2 separate regions of the Mus musculus genome follow, and region 2 is linked to region 1. A link is a loop called in an ENCODE intact Hi-C map of the cell type or tissue named here. Cell type or tissue: gastrocnemius. All regions are shown on one strand.

The links. Peaks named below come from ENCODE experiments on the same cell type or tissue, not always from the same donor. Only the 100,000 strongest peaks of a DNase experiment are listed, where the experiment ranks them.
Region 2: a loop joins it to region 1, with 24 times the contacts of the local background. A loop is called at or near these places in 28 of 42 quality-filtered maps.

What each region holds. Positions count from the first base shown.
Region 1 is chr2:48,882,947-48,890,946 of GRCm38, reverse strand. Acvr2a (activin receptor IIA) reads right to left here. Exons shown (of 11, transcript NM_007396.4): 5 at 506-649. Among named protein-coding and RNA genes, the nearest start is that of Orc4, 62 kb to the left of the region's middle. In gastrocnemius, a CTCF peak has its summit at 4,674 (motif pointing right); a DNase peak (open chromatin) is centred at 4,770; H3K27ac peaks cover 753 bases.
Region 2 is chr2:47,782,227-47,790,226 of GRCm38, reverse strand. No RefSeq gene overlaps it. Among named protein-coding and RNA genes, the nearest start is that of Gm52576, 48 kb to the left of the region's middle. In gastrocnemius, a CTCF peak has its summit at 4,189 (motif pointing left); a DNase peak (open chromatin) is centred at 4,190.

The sequences.
Region 1 (8,000 bases):
CATTGAATGGGAAAACAAAGTAAACTAATACTTTGAAACCTGAATCACTGCCTCTGAGGAATTACCAACAAAAAATAGGGGAAAAAGTACATACAAATACTCAAAGTGCAATGAAAAGACATCAGTCTGGCCATGTAACTGCAAACACCAATTCTAGAGTAAAGCACGGTCTACTGCTCTTTCCTGCCGAGGAGACAAGATAACTACCCAGACAGGAAGCTTAGTTGTTGACTGGAATAGTTTAGATTTTATTAACAAAAGATTGACTACATGTGCATGTACTGTGATTCCAATCCTGCCAACAAAGTCTAGTGCTGCATTAAGTCATTCCATCTCAGCTGTGACAGCAGCGCAGAAAGGCTAGGTTACTTTCCCAACTATCACAATCAATCACTTTAGAATGGATAGTTTATATAGTCAGGCTGTTTATGAGCTATAATGTCCTAACCAGTTACAGCTTTAAAAATACAGAAGTAGATAGACTAGGGAATTTCAATAAACATACCTGTATTGGAAATATTTTGACAGCCACATATTCATTGAGCAACTGGGCTTTCCAGACACAACCAAATCTTCCCCTTGCTTTCACTTCTAACAGCTGCAATGGCTTCAACCCTAGTAATGGGGAAGGTGGGGGTGGTCCTGGGTCCTAGAGATAAATAATAATAATGCTATAAATAAGTAGAAAATAAGACGTTGATTCTGAAATGAAAAAAGGGTGGTTATACTGAATAATGCTCTAACAGAAACCATGGCATATGAGGGACTATAACATCAATGTGACTTTAACTTCCAGCCTGCGAGAACTTAGATGCTAGGGCATTAGTGGGAACCACAAAGCAGGCAATGTTTAGCAACATCAGTGCTGCTGCTACTTAGGAAAAGAAGGTGAAAAGAGTAGGCAGCCAGTCTACCCAATGTTCGCAAGATGTTCTGTGAATTTCAGAACACTCTTAATAGTATGTCATTGGCCTTATTCAGCTTATATCTCTTAAAGGACACAGATTTTAAAAGTATCAAAACAGCAAAGTAAGAGCATTTCTCAAAAAAACAATCTCAAAATCTAATACTTTCTGTAGTAGCTGTCTAACATTAACTTTTTTCTTCATTAATTTCACAATGTCCAGTCGTTTCAAACAAGTATATAATCCCAGCACTCAGGAGACAGAGGCAGGTAGATCTCTATGAATTTGAGGCCACTCTGGTCTACAGAGCAAGTACCATGACAGAGAGAGCTACCCAGAGAAACCTTGTCTCAAAATAAAGAGAGAGAGAGAGAGAGAGAGAGAGAGAGAGAGAGAGAGAGAGAGAGAGAGAGAGAGAGAGAGAGAAAGAGAGAGAAAGCCAGGCAGTGGTGTACACCTTCAATCCCAGCACCTGGGAGACAGAGGCAGGTGGATTTCTGAGTTCGAGGCCAGCCTGGTTTACAGAGTGAGTTCCAGGACAGCCAAGGCTACACAGAGAAACCCTGTCTCAAAATAAACAAAAACAAAAACAAGAACAAAACAAAAAGAAAAACCACAAACAAAAAAGAGAAAGGTTTCTATAGACAATCTTTGTTCATTTTTACTTTTCAAGATACTAACAGTCCATCTCTTTAGCTATTTCCCCAAACTGACCAGAAATAAAAATCATTCTCTAAGAATAACTGAAAAGAAAAATAAAAGTATAAATAAATCTAGAAAAATGGTAGTCATAGTTGGAAAGATAGAATGTTGAATAAGAGACAAGAGTGCTACCATGATGGATCTTTAAAATAGGGCCAGGGAACTACATAAAGGAGAAAGAAAAGTGAGAACTCCCAATGCCAACAGAATAGCAACCCGTTGTTTAAAGTGTCCTCTCAGTTTACCGTCTGCAGCTCACGCAGAATGGAAGAAGCTTCTGGAAGCCAGCAGAACACACATCAGGAATGTCTCAGTGCTTATTTACATTTTGTGAGAAGGAACTAAAATTTTTGTGGCAAGGAGAGACTACCAGTAGCACTTTAGATACTAAAAGATGACATTTTATCCAAGATCAGTACATCTTGCCCTAACTTTCTTCTCCCCTTTTAGATCTTCATAATGTTCCACAACTTACAGTGCTCCTTATAGGCATCCTCCAGTCACTAGTCTGTTTGGGAGTCTATGAGTTTTCAATTAAGCATCAAAATTACCCCAGGGGAAAAAAAAAAGTTCAAAATATTTTATAGAAAAAGAATGCAACTTGTAGGTAGTCCTTTAAAGGCTTGAAAACTCCTATTTTTTAAAGTAAGGCAGAAGAAAGACTTCCTGTGATTCATTCTGAAGTCATGTTTGTTTTTAAATGTCTAAAAAATTGCTGTTCTTCTCAAATTAAAAATATAAAAGGTTAATAAAGCCAAAGTGCTTCCGTTTAGCAGAGTGACAGACCAAAGAGGCTATCTACAAACGCTACAGGAAGGCCAGGCTCACTGTGACTCTGTCTCTCTGGGAAGTTGCTATGGGAAGCTGATCCTCCCTTACCGTTCTACAGCCACCTCTGCCTGTAATAGGATTCTACTGGCATGGACAGGCTGACTGAGGGGACTGAAAGGAAAAGGCGAACACCAATCTAGCAAAGGCAAAGAAAACTAGACAGTCTGCAAGGTCCAAGAATAAACATATAAGTTTATAAAGAAATAACTAAATAGAAATGGCAATAATCAATTTTTCAAAGCAGCAATACTACAATCTTCAGATAACTGAACAGAGAAAAAAGGACAACAAAGCCACTGAGCAATAGTGTCTCTAGAGAGAACACACACATCTACTGTGTTCAGAATTGCACAGCTACAGACATGAAACAGGATTGAGGTCATGTCTTCAATAGCTCAGATTAATAATACAACAGGGAGTTCAAAGTATATTAAATGTCTTCTAGATAGAAAGATAAACTTCAAAGGTCCTATAGGATTACAGGGCTTCCCTTAGTAACATACTTTCGTCTCAGAGAGAAATCTGGGATCAACATTTGATATTACAATTTACTCAGAATTTTTCTATTAATTGCTACAAAACATACAACTGTCAAATTTTCTTAACAGTATAAAAAATTTAAATAAAAAAGCAAAACACTGGCCAATATTCAAAAAGGAAGAAAGAGATCTGCAAAGGCTCACTCTTGCCAATGATGATGTACTCTTATTATAGTTTTATATTCATGGATACCTAAGAGTGGGCTTAAAACTCAGCTTCATAATAAAAATAACTACACAATACAAAATACCAATCATTGATATAGCTTTTTGTTTTCTTAACAAGAAGTGATTAGAATGAAGTTTTAAATGTATCTCTAAAATCTAAGTTTTAATTATTGTATAAGGTATATTAGAAATTATTCTCAGTTTATTAGTATCAGAATAGTAATGTATTCAGAACACCTAAGACTTCTATCATTAAACATGTAAACCCCAAGGCAACAAAAGGGAACTTAAACTCTGTAACTCATGGCATCCGTGAAGCACAGCTTTGCCGTGATGCACAGAAACACTTGGAAGATAGCAATTCCAAGGACTACAGAATTTCTGAAAATCTTCCCTCGAGTTCCCAGTGCTGTTTCAACAACCATTCAATATATAAAACTTAGAAGACACACATCAGAAATGGCTCTGACTGTGCATTCCTTCTCAAGACATAAGAATGTATGCTGAAATTGCAGTTACTGGTAAAGTCTGACTGTCCAAAGCCCCTACACCGTGGCATTAGTATACCCATTCTGGGCTACTCTTTAAAGGGGTTAGCAAAGCCATCTGTCATCAAGTCTGCTTATTCCTGAGATACTTCTACATACTAATACAAACAGCCCTATCCTTCAAGGCAGCAACAGATTTGTCAAAGGTGTTATTTATGCAGCTAATTCATTAGCTAGAGATGACATTGGAAAATATAGATTTTAAGTTAAAAGATAATGAGCTAAACCAGAAAGTTATCTCTTATTTAAATGAGTAAGGCTGACATTTAAAGAACTACTGGGTTCCTAGGGCTAATGCCCTCATTAGGTTTTATCTTCCAATCAGAAGAAACCTTAGATAAGCATAAATACTGCTAACAATTCTTCAAAACCAAATGTTTTTACTATGTCAAATGAATAATATTTGGATACAAAAGAGAGGACTTTTATAACAAAAATGTAGATAAACTATAAGGGATGCAAAGTAAAGCAACAATAACACGACTGTAAGGACAAATGGCTGCTGTGCATCCACAGAAGCTTTCACAACCATGAAACAAACAGCAATGCGTCTTACCTCTATCATTATATGAAAGGCGTGCTTGTGAAGAAAAAACACAGGCAAAAGAAATTACGATTCGTATTCAGAATGAAATGAAAAATGACACATCAGTTACAAAGGTGAAAGAATGATTTAGCTTTTTAAGAGTTGACAGTGATTCAGCAGACTGTATTCTTAAGATAAAAATGAAAAACTCATTCCTTATAACCAGAGGAAAGTGTTATTTTAAAAAATATAAGGAAAAATCCTTAAATTACACCTATTAGGGTGGCAGTAAATAAATTTGGATGTAAAAATAACCCAAAATTACCTGATACAATGGGCTCAAGCCAGCAAGTAAAATAAATTTTAGATATTACATATTACTTGTAAAGATTTGAAAGTCTAAAGTGTGAGTGGTTAAACAGGCAATTCTGGGGAACAGGAGCTGCAATTAGATTCTGAACAGCAGAGGGCAGTATTGCCTTTAACAAATACCAGAAAACAAAGCCCTGAGGAAATCCAGCTCTCTCAGACCAGGGATTCTAAGAGCTTTTATGAGTGTGTGCATGAAGGTTAGGGAGCCACCTCAGGTGTCATTCCAAAAGTGCCATTTCCAAGTGACCTGGAACTCTCCAAGCAAGCTAGGCTGGCCAGCAAGCCCCAGGAATGCACCTGCCACAACTCTTTTTGTGCTGGGGTTGCAAACATGCATCATCAACCCAGCCTGGCTGCCTGTGTGGTTGGCAATTTTTCTATTCCCTTCCTTCCATGTGTGTTCTAAGGATCAAACTTAGGCTTTTGTGAGCTGTGATGTCTTTCCAGTTCTAGGGTTTGTCTGCTTTGTTTTATTTTGTGTTGTTGTGTTATTTTGGAGGTTTTTTGGTTGTTGTTTTGGGGTTTTGTTTTGTTTTGAGTTTTTGTTTGTTGTTTTTTGTTGTGGTGGTGGTGGTTTGGGGTTTTGTTTTGGGTTTTTTGGTTTGTTTGGTTTTTTTTAACAGTTTTCATAAGACCCTCTGAAATTTCCTACTTCCAGTGAGTAAATTATCTCACTCACATTTTTGGAATGTACTAGGTGAAACACAGAATAATGCTATGTGTGTGCTCAGGAAAGACAAACCAGGAAGAAAACACAAAGAACGATGGCCAGAATTAAATAAAACCTGGTGATAAACTAGCTCTGTTACAAACCTCCCTGTCCAGCTGTAGCAACATGAATAAATCAAAATATACCCTGACAGAACAGAGTTTAAATGACTTAGTCCACAGTCTGAATTAAGCAATTGTTAGCAGTTCAAACTATAATTCCGGTACTATAACAACTTTAAATTTAGGAAGTATGTAACAACTGAATAAGTAGTAGTCCCTTGGAAATAAGTATATAGGCACATTTCTCAGTCTGAGGATAGTCAGGTAGTAAAAGAGAACAAGTCACCACAAAAGAGATAACTGCCTGAATTTTAAATAAAGCAAAATACATGTTAGCCACTGCTAGGGAGCTTGAAAACTCCAACAGATGACACGTTCCCCCGCTGCCACTATTTCTACAGAGAACACTACCTGACAAAAAGAAATGACAATTCACTTTTCTATAGTGGTTGTTTGCTTGATATCATCCAAGGCTATTCATTATCCATCAAAAAAACAGCTTAATACTTCCATACCATGAGAGAACCTCTCTTTCACAGGGAATGCGAAGGCACAATAATTACTGGGATCTTGTTTACACACAAGAACTTTCAGAGCTCACAATGTCAGTGCAAGCAAATGTTACTCTTAATCTTAGAAAGTATTATGCCTATTCAGGAAACTTCCTAACTAATGGAGAGAGTAAGCTATAAAACATCCAACACAAAAACGAATGAAGACAAAACCAAACCTTTTTGTGCTAAAAATGGGCAAGACAAAAGCAAAAGAATTAAAATAACTAAAACAGATTTTTTAAGTATAGGTTTTTTTTAGATATACTTCTCAATAAAAGAACATTAGAACAAAAAGATACAAAGTAATAAGAGGAACCAAGGGCATGCTTTTTCAAAGTAGAAATAGTTACAGTATATAGTCAAAACAGCCAAAAGAGATCACTGACTATACAAATAGATACAACTGTATTCCCAAAATGGAAATGGTGGCTTTGAGTACTCAGCACTGAAACTGTATGTAACTAAAAATCAAATCAGTACCTTAATGCCAAGAATTAGGTTTCCAGATTAGAAAGAGACTTGCTGCTTATCATGAAGGAATGAAATTACTGTCAAACATCAGAAAATATAAAACTTTATTCACCCATTCATTTATCCACTCATTCAAACAATGTTTACTGACTATACTGTTCATGTCAAATACTAACTACTCAGGCTCTTATGAACTTCACAGCAGATAGACTATTAATGGTTTGCACTAACAAATGTATGATTAAAGAGTAAAAGCAGTAGAAAGAAGTCACTATCTTGTTAAGTATCTGTAAAACAACCTCACTTAAATAAACTGGCTAGTTTTTCCGTGAGGAGAGCACCCCGAAGAAAATAGATAAATAACGCAGTAGAGGGACTGAAAATCAATACTGGGACACATCCTAGATTTTCAATTACATATTCACACATATAAGTGCTACATTTATTGAAAACCAGATTTGGAAACAGCAATCGTTATCCTTGAATGGGAAGTACTAAGACATGTCCAGGTGGAACGATTTGGTAGGAGGTTAGCTATGCACATCTAAAATTCAAGTAAATCGTTCTAAACTACAGACTTGTATGTACTACTAATAAATACACACATAACATGGACTACAAACTCCTTTAATCCCAACCCACACACATACAGAGAGACAGACAGAGAGAAAGAGAGAGAGAGAAAATATCTTAAGTGTATCTAGCTAGCTAGATAACTAGTTTCCAATTGTATTTATTTTGACACCACAATAACAATGTTTTCTTATGACTATCAAGTGTGCATACTATGTGAAAACTGACAAATTCTGAATGTATCTTCTCTTAGACATTTAGTTATCATATATTCTTAGAAATATCACAAGTCTTCATTTCTTAGACAAACATATAAATATAAACAAACAAGAACAGAAATAAAATCCATAGAGGATAAGACAGTAACTTCAGAAAAAAAGTTTCTGAACTAGAAAAAAGGCATAGATTAATAGATGAATAAATCTGATGCTGTCATATGGGTCAGCCATGACTCTGTTAATTAGATCCCAAGTTTCTTCATAGTTTCTCTCCTTACTTTTCCCCAAAACAAACAAATAAAAAATGCACTGTGGATAAAAATAAGGACTCTGAAAAGATTCCCTAATCAGTTAGCAGCACAGGGTTGCCAGCACGAGGGTGGAAAGTCTCCAGGAGATACAGAGAAAGCACAGTCTCCTCTTAGTAGCTGTTCAAAAGCTGAGGGTTATGACTAGCTATAAAGAAAGCTTACCTTTATCTAATTTAATGTTTATAACCTCTAAGTGAAGATGAAAAATGAAAATGAGTATGTGTACATAGAAATAAATTCTGGTATGCGAAAATTATTTCACCACCAGGCTGTATAAGCACAAATAAAACCTCTATTCAGGATGAAACAGTAAACTCTAATTAATTTTTCTTAATTTAGTTTTCTATGGACTCCATCAAATTACTTATTTGAAAATAAGCTGTTCAACCAGTGGACAGTAACTCCTGAGTAAATCCCACTTGGATCGGGATTGTAAGTCAGGTCATTTTACCTTTTCTCATCAATAAAATGAACTCGATAGAACAGGTATTTTAGAGTATTACAGCAGTAG
Region 2 (8,000 bases), 1.1 Mb after region 1:
ATTAAGCCACAACATACTCAAAATTATGGGATACACCGAAAGCATTCCTAAGAGGAAAACTCATTGCTCTGAGTGCCTCCAAAAAAGAAACTAGAGAGAGCATACACTAGCAGCTTGACAACACACCTAAAAGCTCTAGAACAAAAGGAAGCAAATTCACCCAAGAGTAATAGATGGCAGGAAATTATCAAACTTAGGGCTGAAATCAACCAAGTGGAAACAAAAACAACTATTCAAAAAAAATCAACCAAACCAGGAGCTGGTACTTTGAGAAAATCAACAAGATATATAAACCCTTAGCCAGACTCATTAGAGGGCACAGGGACAGTATCCTAATTAACAAAATCAGAAAAGAAAGGGGAGTCATAACAGAACCTGAGGAAATCCAAAAAATCATCAGATCCTATTACAAAAGGCTATACTCAACAAAACTAGAAAACCTGGATGAAATGGACAAATTTTTAGACACAGACCAGGTACCAAAGTTAAATCAGGATCAGATTAACGATCTAAACACTCCAATATCCCCTAAAGTAATAGAAGCAGTCACTAATAGACTCTGAACAACAAAAACAACAAAAAAGCCCAAGAACAGCTGGGTTTAGTGCAGAATTCTATCAGACTTTCAAAGAAGACCTAATTCCAGTTCTCCTCAAACTATTCCACAAAATAGAAACAGAAGGACTCTACCCAATTCATTCTATGAAGCCACAATTACTCTGATACCCAAACAACATAAAGACCCAACAAAGAAAGAAAACTTCAGACCAATTTCCCTTATGAATATGGATGCAAAAATACTCAATAAAATTCTCAGTAACCGAATCCAAGAATATATCAAAACAATTGTTCATCAGGATCAAGTAGGTTTCATTCCAGGGTTGTAGGGATATTTTAATATATGGAAATCCATCAACGTAATCCACTATATAAACAAGTCCTAAAATAGAAACCACATGATCATCTCGTTAGATGCTGAGAATGCATTTGAAAAAATCCAACACACATTCCTGGTCTTGGAAAGATCAGGAATTCAAGGCCCTTATCTAACCATAATAAAAGCAATCTACAGCAAACCAGTAGCCAACATCAAACTAAGTGGAAAGATGTTGGAAGCAATCCCACTAAAATCAGGGACTAGAAAAGTAGGCTGTCCACTCTCTCCCTATCTATTCAATATAGTACTCAAAGTCCTAGCCAGAGCAATTAGACAACAAAAGGAGATCAAGGGGGATACAAATTGGAAAGGAAGAAGTCAATATATCACTATTTGCAGATGATATGATAGTATATATAAATGACTCCAAAAATAATACCAGAGAACTCCTAAACCTGATAAACAGCTTCATTGAAGTAGGTGGATATAAAATGAACTCAAAAAAAAAAATCCAGTGGCCATGGTCTTGTGAAGATCATATGCCCCAGTACAGTGGAATGCCAGGGTCAGGAAGCAGGAGTGGGTTGGTTGGGGAGCAAGGCAGGGGGAGTGTTTAGGGGATTTTCTCGATAGCATTTGAAAAGTAAATGAAGAAAATATCTAATAAAAAATTGTTTAAAAAATTAAAAGAGAAAACATACATTTTAAGGAGAGACATTCAAACTGAAAGTCATATCTAAACTTGCGAGTTACAAAATTATAAACTATGTTGTATTTAAAGCCCTGAAACTTCAAATTTATGAGAGTTGATTTGTTACTTAATTCTCTCAACTTTCAGACTTCTCTAACTGTAACTTCTATCCAGGCTTCCTTCTGTGTAGTGACAGGGACTGAGCTTTTCTTGTTTTGTTTGATTGTTTTTGTTTTTTCTTGCTTATGTCTTTTATTTTGTTTTGTTTTGTCATGTTTTTAGACTTACTGGACTGTCCAGTGTTTGTAGGAGGGCTGTATTTGAGAGTTGCCTACAGTAACTTCCTTCCTTGCTAATATGAAAGCAAAGACTTCCCAGATGGTTTTGTTGAATGGTCATTTTAAAGAGGCCACCTGGGAATACATTAACATTTAATACCTTAGGGCTTAAAAGAAACTAAACCTACTACTATTCTGCTTAACGTTCACTCTGATGATACCATTATCTTTATTTTTCCAATGATGTATTTACAGACAGACAATGCTTCTCTTCTTAAATATGTTTTAATAATGAGTTATTTATTAAATTCTGTACTTTGTTGGAAATAAGTGTAATTTCCTGATCTTTGAATCAAAAATCCACATGTTTTACAATTTAAACCATGTTAATACATACTAACTTACCCCTCAAATAATAAAATTACTTTAAACCTGAGAGTTCTAGTTAAAAATGAGGCAATCATAGAAAGATACCAATAGAATTTTAATTTTTATATAACCTAGAGAAATAACTAGAGGATAAATTGTGCTAGCACATTGCCCTGTTAAAAGAACCTACTTATATATACATAATCAGACAGTTACCAGAATCAAAATAAGAAATATTAACAAAGTGTGGATTTTCAAAATAAAGATATAATAGAGATGGAGAAAGTAATTCTTACTATTATTTGATTTGTTTTTTTTTTGTGATTTGTTTTTGTTTTGAGACAAGATCTTGCTATGTAGTTCTTGCTGTCTATGGACTCACTATGTATACTATGCTGGACTCAAATTTAGACATTTGCTTGCAAAAATCTTATGGTCAGTAAAGAAACTGAAAGGTTTTTGTGTTGTTTTTTTGTTATTGTTTTTAATGTGACATTTTCCTTCTGTCTTTCAGTGTAAACATGAACTGAGATGATAAAAGATAAAGATAAAAGATTCTCTAACATGAAGCTAATTCAGTTTTGCTTTAACTGTGAGAATTTGTCTATGCATTAACTTATTGGTTACCTCAGATATCACCTGGAACAATGGTCAACTTATGAATTCTGTTGCTCTCCCATAATAACTGACATTAGTTTGTACACTAAAGTGGGAATTTACATTTAATATGCTTGCAATGTCAAAGCTTTTTCTATGGTATACTGCCACTAGGTTGTTAGGAAGATTGAGGGAGATGTGACATGTGAAAATACTTGCTAGTTTTTAAAAAGTAATTCAATTGCTGATATCAATTTTATTTATTAGTACCTGGTGTGCTGGGCACTGATAAACTTTATTATCAGCATTATTTAAATCAACACTGGGAAATCCCAACTGACATTATGGGTTTATTATTTTAACCATCCAACCATGATTGCACACGTTAGAAATGAAGAAGCTGTTTTTATTCACTGGCAGGGATTCATTAATTTAGTGAAGGAAAAACAATTTAAGTCCAACATATTTTATTATTTGTTGTTCTCCAATGGAGACATTAATCTCTCTTTGGTCTTTATCCACAGTATATTTCAAATGGTATTATTTGATCTAGCTTATGTGATTATGGAAATGTGCAATAATAATAAAGTTGTTTTATTGGTAAGAGAGCTATAAGTCATTTTAACATCAACTGTGAGTGCTTTGGCTTATTTTTATAGCCCAGCTTCATGCTACTGCCCAGGCATCTAAGTGGGCACATTTCTTTACTGCGCTGTCTTCATTCACTTCTTTTCTTTGTTATTCTATTTGGTTGCCAGTCTTTTCCTTGCCAAGCACACACAAGCAAGGTGGACAATTGCCTTACAATGTCAGATCTTGTTCTTTGTGATCAAAAGACTCTGTATCAACCAGAGTTATACTTGACGGATCTTCCAAATAGATTAATAGACACTTCTTATGTCCGTTACTTGAAATAACTTCAAATTGTGTGACACAATTTTATGTCTATAGAAAATAAACAATGAAAAACAGCAGGAAAATCTTAACACTGAAATGCTTCACTACCGCTTTTTCTTCTCCCCAGTACCACCTCCTGCCCTGCAAAACATACCAGCAAGCTAGGAATCGCTTACTCTTTCAAACTACCACTAATAGCCTTACTCCACCTGCAGTTTGTGCCTATAGAAACCAACTGCAAACACTGTGCTTTTTGTTTCTGTGAATCTCAGAAACCAAATAGGAACTGTACTCCATGTGAACTTTTGTATCCATTAATTGGAGGGTCAGGTCTGAAGAAGTAAGACATTGTGTAATTATGAATTCATAGTTTTGGTACTACTTTAAGAACTCAGGCAAAGTTCCACAGGAACTGATTCTGTGTAGAATCCTGTAGACACCATGATTTTTGACTTCTCTCAAGTGGGTGTGTATCGCCCCCTTCTGGCTGTTGTTCACAGTGACGTTGACCACAGGATAGGAAATCTTGGCGAGATTCTCATTCAGGGATTTGAATCCTTTTTACCACATAACAAAAGAAGGAAGCTGGATGTTCAGCTTCATAACAGTCAGGTGTTTTTAATTCATTGGCATAGACTCATTAATTTGGTGAAGGAAAAGAGCTACTAACTGTTCAGACTACCTGCGTCTCTGTGTCCAGTGTGTTAGACAGCTCAACTTGTGAGGTCTCTTCTAGGTGTGAAAAGGGATAGCAGCAAAGAGTGAGTCTTCAATGCAAGTAGCATTGCTTTGTGGATCTTTCTCCAGTAGAGATCTATCTAGCACAGAGCTGATAGTCAAGCTCTTGGTTTGGTTTCTTTTCCTCGTGAGACTATGTGGTCTTTCATTGTCTTTACCCTATTTTATTATGCCTTTCTTCTTGTTGACACCATAACGACATTAATGATGTAAAGAAAGAACATGGAACATTTGAAGTGAACTGTTTTCCCTAGTTGCTAAGTTCTTAAAGGTTAGAGAGCTGCACAGGAAAGAAGTCTAATTTAACACAACTAACAGAGCTTGAAGGCAGTTTTTTTTTTTTTTGTTTGTTTTGTTTTGTTTTTTTTCTGTACAGAAAAAAAGAGACTTGTATTTAGAAAAGCAGTAATAATAATAATTTAATTTTTGAACCAGGGCAAGAACTTTGTTTTTAGGAAAGCAGCAGAAACAGCAGCAGTAGTACAATAAATGATAAGAATAACTTAAAATTAATGTGTACCAACTTTCTTCATTGCTAGGGTGTAAAATATATTATCAAAATTCTTATATCAAAAAAGTTTAGAAAATACTTTTGCAATTGAAAAATAATTTAGAATATGTTTGGAAAAACAATACAAATATATCAAAATAACAACACAATTGACATTTTCAGTTCTATCTTATAGTGGTGAGGAAAAATGAACTACATTATTTCCCTTTTGAAAATATAATGTGTTCTTTATATGAATGAGTGTATGAAAATAATTGTAATTAGCCCATGATGATAACAAGAAGACATTGTCTCCTGTGTAAAGTCTAGTCATTCAATTTAAGTGACTATTTTTTTCTTTAATGTATCTGCTGGCTTCAGCAGTGATAAAATATATTAGCTAATCATTATCTTGCCCTTCAACATCTTTTTGTCCTTTCTATTTTGTACATCTCTTTTGTTATTTTGTTACTTTGCTCCCTTTTAATTTCGCTTACTTTTACATTTCCCTATATTTTATTTTATGGTATTTATTACATATTTCTTTTTTTATATCATTATAACCCTTATAACAAAATTATTTAAGTATGTTTTCATGTGAATACTGATTGAATTGTAGCTTCATATGGTAAAATTTCATTCATTTTTCATTATGAGTGAATTAAATATCTCTGATGTCTTTAAAGAAAAGAAAAATTTTTTTGAGTTTAATAAATTGCAAATCTTATCTATCTATCTATCTATCTATCTATCTATCTATCTATCTATCTATCTTTTTTTACAGTCCAGGCTTATTCTCCCCTCCTCGTCCACCCTCTATTTCATATCACATACCTCACCCCCCCCCCACCCACACACACGCATACCCACACTCTCTCCAAGACAATGTCCCCACCCACAAACTCCACCCTACCAAGCCTCCCCATTCCTGGGGGTCTCAAGTGTTTTGAGGGCTAGGTGCATCTTCTTTGACTGAGTACAGACCCAGCAGTCCTCTGCTGTATATATCTTGAGGGCCTCAAATCAGCTGGTGTATGTTGCCTGGTTGGTGGCTCAGTGTCTGAGACATCTCAGAGGTCCAGGTTAGTTGAGACTTCTGGTCTTCATATAGAGTCAACATTCTCCTCAGTTTTTTCCAGCTTTTCCCTAATTCAATTAATTCACCAGCTTCTGTCCATTAGTTGAGTATACATATCTATATCTGAGACTTTCAGCTGCTGTTGAGCCTTTCGGAGGGCCCCCATTTGTAAGCACACCATAGCATCAGTAATATTGTCATAGCATTAGGGCCTCCCCTTGAACTGGATCCAAATTTGGGTCTGTCACTGGACCTCCTTTTCCTCAGGCTCTTCTCCATTTTTGTCCCTGCAGTCTTTTCAGACAGGAATAATTATGAGTCAGAGTTTTTGACTGTGGGATAGCAATACCATCCCTTCACTTGATGCCCTGTCTTCTACTGCAGGTGGGCTCTACAAGTTCCCTCTCCCCACTGTAGGGCATTTTATTTAAGGACCCTCCCTTTGGGTCCTGATACTCTCTCACCTTCCAAGTCTCTGATACATTCTGGAAGGTCCCCTCAAATCCTACCTCCCAAGGTTACCTGTTTCCATTGCTTCTGCTGGTCCTCAGGGCTTCAGTCAGGTCTACCACCCAATTCCAGATCATGTTCTCTTCTTCCCCTCCATGTCCTCTTTCCCTCCCAGGACCCTCCCTCCCTCCCCCACTTTTGTGATTGCTTTCTTCTCCCTCCCAAGTGGGATTGAGGCATCCTCACTTGGGTCCTTCAGCTTGTTAACCTTCTTGAGTTCTGTGGATTGTATCCCTGGTATTCTGTACTTAGTCCACATTTTCGTGAGTATATACCATGCACATACTTTTGGATCAGAGTTATTCCACTCGGGATGATATTTTCTAGTTCCATTCTCTTGTCTGTAAAATTCATGCTGCCCTTGTTTTTAATAGCTGAGTAGTATTCAATTGTGTAAATCCATTAATCAATTTTTCTCAGTATTCTTTTTTTTTTTAACCTCTTGGTTATTTCTAGCTTCCGGCTATCACAAATAAGGCTGCTATGAACATAATGGAACATGTGCCCCTGTGGCATAGTGAAACATCTTTTGGGTATATGTTCAGGAATGATATAGCTGCGTCTTCAGGTAGATCTATCTCCAATTTTCTGAGGAACCTCCAGAATGATTTCCAGAGTAGTTATACCAGTTTGCAATCCCCCTAGCAGTGGAGGAGTGTGTTCCTTTTTCTCCACATCCTTGCCAACATGTGCTGTCACCGGAGGTTTTCTATCTTAGCTATTCTGATTGGTGTAAGGTGGAATCTGAGGGTTATTTTGATTTGCAATTCCCTAATAACTAAGAACTTTGAACAATTCCGTATGTGCTTCTCAGCCATTCGAGATTCCTCTGTTTGAATCTCAGTTTAGTTCTATACCCCATTCTTTGATTGGGCTGTTTGGTTTCTTGGTGTCTAGCTTAAGTTCTTTATGTTACATTAAAAAAAAAAAACATCTTCAGTCATTGTCTTTTACTGTATGAAATAAACATAAAATTACAAATTAAATAATATGCATACTTATTTCTATTTGATTGGATTATACTTTCATTTAAATCATTTTATTGAAACAATTGAAGTTTTTGATGTATAACATATTATATGCATGAAAAAGAGCAGGTATCTTCAGATACTTGAAGTTCTTGTCATATAGACTTTTCGCTTGCTTGGTTAAAGTCACACCAAGATATTTTATATTTTTTGTGACTATTGTGAAAGGTGTCATCTCTCCAATTTCTTTCTTAGCCTGTTTACCCTTTGAGTAGAGGAAGGCTACTGATTTATTTGAGTTAATTTTGTATCCAGCCACTGTCCTGGAGGTTTATCCAATTGTTTATCAGGTATAGGTGTTCTCTGGTAGAATTTTGGGGTTCACTTATGTATACTATCATATCATCTGAAATAGTGATTATTAACTTCTTCCTTTCCAATTTGTATCCTTTTGACCTCCTTTTGTTGTCTAGTCAGTTCGAGTATTATATTGAACAGATAGGGAGT